2 separate regions of the Homo sapiens genome follow, and region 1 is linked to region 2. The links are chromatin contacts, found by Hi-C or POLR2A ChIA-PET in ENCODE. All regions are on one chromosome and are shown on one strand. Each heading gives the region's core, a stretch centred on a gene start or an enhancer-like site at or near the end of the contact. The rest is flanking DNA. Distances are from core to core; before and after follow the strand shown.

Region 1 (3,915 bases), core at 801-3,300, 390 kb before region 2:
CAGCCATAGAAAAGCACTTTGCTAAAACCTCCCAAGATACAAAGCCTTCAGTGTTATGGAAAGATGTAAATAGTAATCTATGGTGCAGTCCACATGATTTGCTAACATGGGGAAGAGGATATGCTTGTGTTCACATCCCCTCAGGTCCTCTTGGGATTCCAGTGCAATGCATCAAACCATACCATGGCATGGCTGGGACCCAATGCAGTACTGGAAATGAAGAATGTGAGCCTGTAGGACCCGCAGCCCCGGACAATGCAGCTTCCTCGGACAACACAGGTCCCGGATGGGGAATGTGAAATAGACAACTGGGGGATGCTAAATAAGACAACTCAGGAGGCTAAGTGAATCACAGACACCATTCACTCCAGATAATCTGTTCCTTGCTATGCTGTCTGTTGTACATTGCAACTCTTGTAAGGATGCAAAGCTGGAACACAAGCTGTAACCGCTGCACCTGTCAAACCTGTCGCTGCACACATCTGTACGCTTCAATCAACTAAACCTGATGCAAAAAACAGAAAAGGGAGAGATGTAGGGGATCACTCAGAGTGGTGGGAAAAACTATAGGGAAAGGACACAAACCTTCTGAAAGGTTGGAAGGGTCTGCAGAGCCCCTGGGGAGAATAGCTGGAAGCAGCTGTTCTATAACCCTGAGACAGAGGGCAAGGAGTAGATACAAGGGAGTGTGGGGGGAATTGATCTTAAACAATCTTGTTATGTTGACCAGGAACTGACCTTTGATCATCCCTGCATGTGAAGTTCCCTGAAAGGGGAACAATAAATGTTAATTACCTTCAGGTTGTGTTGGCTCCAGGTTTTCAGCATTGCACCTGCCCTGAATAAAAGCAAGCAGCTCCAGCTTCCCAGGGCTGCGCTCTGGCCACTTGCACCAGGCAGTCCTCTGGCTGCTCTTACATTGCATACCTATGTCTGAGTACTCATTTCATCTGTCAGCCGGGGTCTGCAGGACAGACCTGGCACATTGTAGCCCTAGCACCCCATGAATCGAAGGGATTGCACTTTTCCAGAAACCAAGAACTGATTGGATGGGGGCTGATCAAAGTGGTATTAGAACCTTACTCCCTGCCTCTTAAATAATGCTCTACCCCTCCTAGCCCCTAACTCCTTGGTCCTGGCCTTTAATAACATGTGAGAAACTGAAGAAGGTCCCCAAAAAGTAATGCGAAGGACACAGAGGTCAGAAGGGGACAGAAGAAGAAAGGGGAGGCTGAGGGGAGGCCAGAAGCCCCGTGACAGATGTGGAGCAAGACATTGACCTGTTGATCCCACCGCCTCAGAGGCCAGCAGGAAGAAATGAGCCGCACTGAGGAAAGTCCACACAGAAAGTGGTTCCCAAGGGAAGGTGAGGGATTCCATCTGGGGGAACAGAAATTAGAATCAGCAACCAAACATGAGTCCAGGTTCTGGGCTCAGACCCTCGTGGACTGCTATTGAGGCACAAATGACAAATCTAAACTGCTATGGAATGGCATGAATGTGGCGATTTGAAGTGTTCTGAAATCTAGGAAAGGGAAGTGGGCAAGCCCCATGGCAGGGCACTCAGAATCTCCAGGAGGCTCTTCTCAGAGAACAAACACCCCACATGAAAACCTATTTGAGAATTACCCACCTAAAATGATGCTGAAGTGTAACTGCCTGAGAATGTTAACAAAAAATGATTTAAACTGAAAAGGTTTTTCATTTTTAGGTGAAGAAACAGATTCAGAGAGGTAAAATGAATTGTCTAAGATCATAGTTAGTGGCAGAACTGGAACTGAAACCTAGGGATATATATTTGTGAAAAGTTTTTTAAAACAGCGTGGCTGAGAACCAACCAATCGCATCAGACTCTCCTGTGTGCCTTGGTAAAATGCAGATTCCTAGACTCCACAGAGCTAGGGAATCAGAGTCCTTGGGGATGAGCCTTGGAAATGTATTCTTTTTTCTTTCCTTACCAAGTTCCCAAGAGCTAGAAAAGGAAATGTATTCTTAATAAGCTCACAAGGTGAGGTGACTCATATGTACATTAAGCTTCAGAGCCAGCAGTTTAGATAGGTTTGCTGATGGTAGACAGATGGAGTCCAAGACCTCTGAAGTGCCTCCCAGTCAAGGAAGCTGGGAATCTATGATGTAGGTACAGCATAGGGTAGCTGCAGCCCCCTCCCCTCTCTTTGTATAGAGGTCATCTCAGGAACTTCCAGGAAGAGTCAAATAAAGAGCTGTCACACACCCTAGAGCTGGAATCTGCACCCTCCACACCAACCCCTTTGCACAGCCTGTCTGCTCTGCATGATCCTGCAGCTGGTTACTGCAGCCTGGAAGAGCTGAGACAGAGAAGACAGACGTGGGGAGGGAGAATAACAATAATAAACAGACCTTAGACAAGAGGCTGCTGCATGGATCTCATTCAGCTGTTTACTCAGGACAATAGGTTATCTTGCGGGGGTCTGTTTTGGCTTGAGTGTGCCCATCAGTCCAGGCCAGCAGGCTTCTGCCCTGTGCCTGTCATTGCCAGGCTGTCAGGAGATGTGTCATAGTTTGCTTTTCTCTGAATTCCAATCACTGTCTACTGTTGCAGCTGAACCTGACTTTTTCAGATGTTGCTCACTGTCTGCTGTTACTGGTCCCCCATCACCTGATCCACTGCACCACAGAGTATGAGTTTGGGCAGGAGGGCAAGTCCACAAACCCAGGCCATGCAAACTGCCCTGTCCATCCTTCCCACTAAGCTCCAACTGAACTAGATGACATCGTCTGCTCCAATTGGGCTGTTTCCAATTCCCCAAACACACCTGGCACCCTCCCATCCCACACTGAGATTTTGCTCTTGCTGTTTCCCCTGCCTGGAAGTCCTTCCCCACATCGTCCAGCATATTCTACTCATTCTTTAGGGCCATGGCAGACATTGCTTGTTGCATAACCTTCATCTCTTCTCCCCTTCTTCATTTACAGTCCATTGATTTTGTTTAAGGAAGGGAGATCAATATGCCATCCTAAAAATATTGCTTCCAGGCTCCCTCGTTGCTAGAAGTGATAATGTAACACAGTTCTAGCCAATGGGATTTATGTATTTACTTATTTTGGAGACAGGGTCTCGCTCTGTCACCCAGGCTGGAGTGCAGTGGCATGATCTCGGCTCACTGCAGCCTCAAACTTCTGGGCTCAAACAATCCTCCCACCTCAGCCTTCCAAGTAGCTGGGACTACAGGCACACGGCACCATGCCCAGCTATTTTTTAATATTTATTTTTATCTTTTAATTTCCTTAAAATAAAAAAGGAAGAGACAGCTGGCCTGTGTCTGGCATGTGTGTTTTGTTTTTCCCCTTCTTGCTCCCTGGAAAGTCTAAGCCTGGGGGTAGAGTAGCCAATTTATAACCAAGAGGATAAAGACCACATGTTAAGGATGCTGGCCTGGAAGACAGAAGGAGCCTAGGTCCTTCATGACATCTTGAGGTTTGCACCGTCCTATCTCCACACTTCTTATAACAAGAGACAAATAAACCTCTATTTGTTTAAACCTCGTAGTCAGGTTTCTGTTACATGCAGCCAAATGCAGTCCTAACCGATACAATGGCTTATCTAAATATATAAATTTATTTATTTATTTACTTATTTAAAGAGAGATGGGGGCTTGTTTTGTGGCCCAAGCTGGTCTTGAACTTCTGGGCTCAAGCAATCCTCCCACTTCTGCCTCCCAAAGTGCTGGGATTACAGGCATGAGCCACCTCACCCGACCTCTCCCTCCATTTCTAATCATCCTGGCTGGATAGGCTCCTTCCTCCCTCTGTGCTCAGTTTGCCCCTAATTCCTCTCCCAGGGCAGTTCTCTCTCTCTTTTTTCTTTTTTTTTTCTTGAGACGGAGTTTCGCTCTTGTTGCCCAGGCTGGAGTTCAATGGCATGATCTCGGCTCA
Region 2 (3,993 bases), core at 1,303-3,802:
CCCCTCTCATCACTCCAGATAGGGCAAAAGGGGCTAGAAGGGTTGTGGGAGGGCAGAAGGGACAAGAGATGCCAGAGCATGAGAAACCATGAACCTCTGACATTATTACTCAATTACTGCCTTTCTGTCAGGGCCATGGCCAAAGGTGGTCAAGGTCAAGCATCTCATACTCCAGAAGCCCAGGCCTGATGCTGTCTCACCCCTCAGCTTATGCACAAACACAGTCACACTTTCACAGGCACACACAGTCATGTACACATGCTTGTAACCAGAGACAGGGCTTGACAGCCTGCCACCCAGCCCTACACCATGACACCACCACCAAAAGGCTGGTGCTGCCCCCTCTCCTGGCCTCAAGCTCAGCAGCTGTCTTATCTCCCCCCACCACAGGATACCTGTCCCCTCCCTTCCACCTCTAACCTATCTGACACCCTGCTGTCTACAAATCTCCCAAAGCACAATGCTGTCTACAAACACAGGAGACGGTCTCCTCTGTCACCCAGGCTGGAGTGCAGTGACTCAATTTCAACTCACTGCAGCCTGGACCTCCTGGGCTCAGGCGATCCTCCCACCTCAGCCCCACGAGTAGCTGGCAGCATAGGCATTTGCCACCATGCCCAGCTAATTTTGGGGATTTTTGTAGAGATGAGGTTTTGCCACATTGCCCAGGCTGATCTTGAACTTCTGACCTCAAGCAGTCCATCCACCTCAGCCTCCTGAAGTGCTGGGATTACAGGAGTGAGGCACTGCACCCAGCCTACAAATACAAACTTCTTATCCTGGTTTTCAAACTTCTCTCTCATGTCATTTCCATATCACCTAAGACCCAGTCAACCTGGATCACCTGCTGCTTCTAAACACCAGCATGCCTTCCTAATATCACATCTTGGCTCAGTGGACTCCCTCCCCCTGGAAAAACCTCTGTCACCACCCGATGAAATCATAATCATCCTTCAAAGCCCATCTCAAAGGATACAGCCTTGCTGGGAGCTGTCCAGACTCCCCACGGGGAGGCTCTCTCCCTCTCCTGAAAGCCATTTGGAGGAGTGGTCAAGAACACCAACTTGGGAGTCCATCATTCAACCACAAATATTTGTGAGCACCTATCATGTACCAGGTCCTGTGCAGATCACTGGGGATATAGTGACAAGAAAGACACAACCCCTGACCTCATGAAGCTTCAGTGTGGGAAGTCAAGTAGGCCTGGGATCAAATCTCAGCTCTGCCCCTGTTAGCTGTATGATCTTGAATAAGTTACCTAATCTCTCTGAGCCTCATTCTCTGATCTGTAAGACAGACGTAACAGTCCTCCCTCCAGGTGCTGGTATGAGAGTCAAATGAGCCAATGTATAGAAAGCACTTAGCCCAAGCCCATCAAAAGCAGCTATTTTTATCACTGATACTGTGCTTAATAACCCTTTTGGGCCTCTCTTATCTTCCTCTGCATTCTCTCCGGTCACATGGGTGGTGTATCTCCTTCCTAGTCTATGAGCTCCTTGGTGGCAGGAACTAGTTCATTCACTCTAGGGCAACTTCAGAGCCTCGTGCACAGTGAAAGAGGAGGTCCCCACCTGCCCACCCAACTGCTTCACCAGGGCTCTGTATTCTTGTCCACCAAGCATCACTTTTGTGTAGGAAACTCACCCACTCAGGCCCAGCCCTTGTTCTCTTCCCCACACACTGGGAAGGGCCTGGCGCTGAGGCTTGAGCTCTTCGGCTCCTCAGGGCTGCCTTCCCAACCCCAGCAGCGCCCCCACTGGGTCAGGGTAGGCTATGCCATGTGTCCACAGCTGGCTTTCAATACCCATCTCTCTGCTCATACGAGGGGCAGAGAGGGCAGGATGTTCCCACAGTCACTGTGAGCACTGTCTCACAGACACACAACCCCCAGCCCTCTCTGGGTCTGGTTATCAGGCAGAGTTCACAGCTTCTTTGACAAGCAGCAGCTAAACAGCCCAAGAACCAAATCATCCAGGCTCCTGCTCCCTCCTGCATTCCCAGAGCATGCGCCATGCCTGGAATATCTACCAAGTGGGTGATAAGCAGGCATCAGCAGGGAGCTCCCAGGCCAATGCAGTGAGGGAGAAATAGGTGCAGTGGTGAGAAACTTAGCCCCAGGCTCAGTTCCTGCCTCCACCACACACTACCTGCATGGCCACGAGCAACTTACTCATCTCCCCAGCTTTAGTTCCGTGATTTGTACAATGGGATGATGGTGGTAACAGCACCAACTTCAGGGTTGTAAGAGTTTAGTGAGAGAATCCTTATAAAGTGCTTGGTCCACAGAAAGGACACAGTACACGGGACTACAGGACAGCTGGTGGTTGTGCTGTTGAGTGTGAGACAGGATGTCGAGACATCTGGCTGCTAGATTCAGCCCTGCCTATCATCTTCCATGTGATGTCTCTTGCTTTTTTGATCTATGCAATAACGGAGCTGGACGAGATGATCTCTAAGAACTCACCCATCTCTACTGTCTGTGATTCCCCACCCACCTCCAAGAATAGGGCACTGGAGAGGAGTACGCAGGGAGGAGGTTTCTTTCCAGTCTAGGGTGCCACCTACTGGCCGCCTGAGCTCACTGTAGCTGACACCTATGGCTGCGTTTTTCTACCCACATCAAATTCCATCCATTTCACCTTCCAGACTGAGGAGCATGGGAGTGACAGGGAAAGAATTCACGTAGAGAGATGAAGGAGAGTAAATGCTCAGTGAATTCCAATTATTGATATGCAAATAGATGCAGATGAGCTGAGGGCCCAGTGGATCTAGCAGGGCTAGAGGAGGGAAAGGGGTTAAGAGAGACGCAGGCCTTCGGGCCTTACCTGGGGGAGGGCGGAGTTAAGGTGGCGCTGGAGCTGGTCCCGCTCGTGTATGGCATCCTGGAGCCGGCTCTGTGTGGCCGCCAAGGTCTCCTGACTCTCCCGAAGAGACTCCAGCAACTTCTCCCGCTCGTCCAGCATGTTCACCATCAGCTGCTCGAAGTTGGCGTCAGCATCGGCGCCATGAGGGGGACCCAGGCGGTCCCCCTCATTGATTGTGGGCATCACCTCACACATGGTGGGGGTTGGCAGGGCCTTCTCAGCGTCAGGGGACAGGGAGGGACTCACAGGGTTGGCACCTCCAGGGGAACCCAGTGCATGGGTCTCAGAGTGGGCAGTGCCAGGCGAGTGGACAGGTGGGCAGGGGCTTCTCCCATAGCATCAGTTGCTTTTGCTCTGAAAGGGGCCTGGGGTCTGGAGTGCCCCTGTGGAACTGAGCCAGAAGGCCTGGCTTAACTTCTCAGGGCTGGGGCTGGGTGCCCTGTGTCCCCAGACATGCAGACAGCAGCCGAATGTGGCCATGACAGGCAGGGACAGCAGGGCTGGAAGATGGCCCTTCTCTTAGACTGAGTGCCGGAGGCTGGCAGAGTCCCAGCTGGATCTAGCGACACCCATCGTTTCTGGAGGGCAGTGTGTCTGTGGGAAAAGAGACTGCTGTGAGTACCAACTGGGTGGAGAAGGGCATCAGGGGAGGGGGTGGAGCAGAGGAGACAGGACCTGAACTAGAACATGGGGGAGGAGAGGGAGGTGCTGGCGCATGCCCCTTCTCCAGGCTTACTCACTCTGATGGCACCTCCTTAGTTCTCCCAAGGAATGCACATGCCTACTGCCCAGCCTCTGCCTCCCCCTGCTCCCCACAGCTGTCAGAAGTGCAGCCGCAGTGGCAGTGGTTCCCCTACCCACGTGGCTCACTGGCCAAATATAGAAATGATTCAGTCAGCGGCAGGGGAGCAGCCGGCAGGATGCCCAGAGTCCTCCTGAGACCTGGGGGTTGGAGGGGAGGAAATAGGGTCTCTGTGCCACCCCCAACCTTTTCCCCATCACTTAAGCCAACCAAGGCAAATGCAGATGGGTAGAAAGGACTCTTAGTGGGAGTGGCTGTGAGTCCTAAAGGCTGGACTCTTGGGGTCCTAGGAAACAGGGGCAGAGTAGTTCCTGCCCTGGATACTGG

Evidence for each region. A loop is a pair of places that touch in the nucleus more often than their neighbours do. ChIA-PET counts read pairs that join two places held with the same protein, here RNA polymerase II (POLR2A).
Region 1: a map of sciatic nerve shows a loop between it and region 2 (3-fold over the local background). The contact joins two enhancer-like sites. A Hi-C loop is called at or near these places in 1 of 168 maps with a recorded cell type or tissue (sciatic nerve). POLR2A ChIA-PET finds 5 or more read pairs at or near these places in 1 of 52 experiments (H1).

Annotation. Positions count from the first base shown.
Region 1 is chr1:203,423,931-203,427,845 of GRCh38, reverse strand. LOC124904487 (a long non-coding RNA gene) reads left to right here. Exons shown (of 2, transcript XR_007066805.1): 2 at 118-800. Among named protein-coding and RNA genes, the nearest start is that of BMNCR, 18 kb to the right of the region's middle. Within about 2 kb of position 2,050, at least 4 of the 41 ENCODE cell types and tissues checked have a DNase peak (open chromatin) inside an H3K27ac peak, as active enhancers do.
Region 2 is chr1:203,038,075-203,042,067 of GRCh38, reverse strand. It overlaps PPFIA4 (PPFI scaffold protein A4), which reads right to left. Exons shown (of 30, transcript NM_001304331.2): 2 at 2,826-3,458. The coding sequence starts at 3,059. Among named protein-coding and RNA genes, the nearest start is that of PPFIA4, 14 kb to the right of the region's middle. RefSeq lists enhancers at 1-471, 472-973, 2,655-2,814. Within about 2 kb of position 2,552, at least 9 of the 41 ENCODE cell types and tissues checked have a DNase peak (open chromatin) inside an H3K27ac peak, as active enhancers do.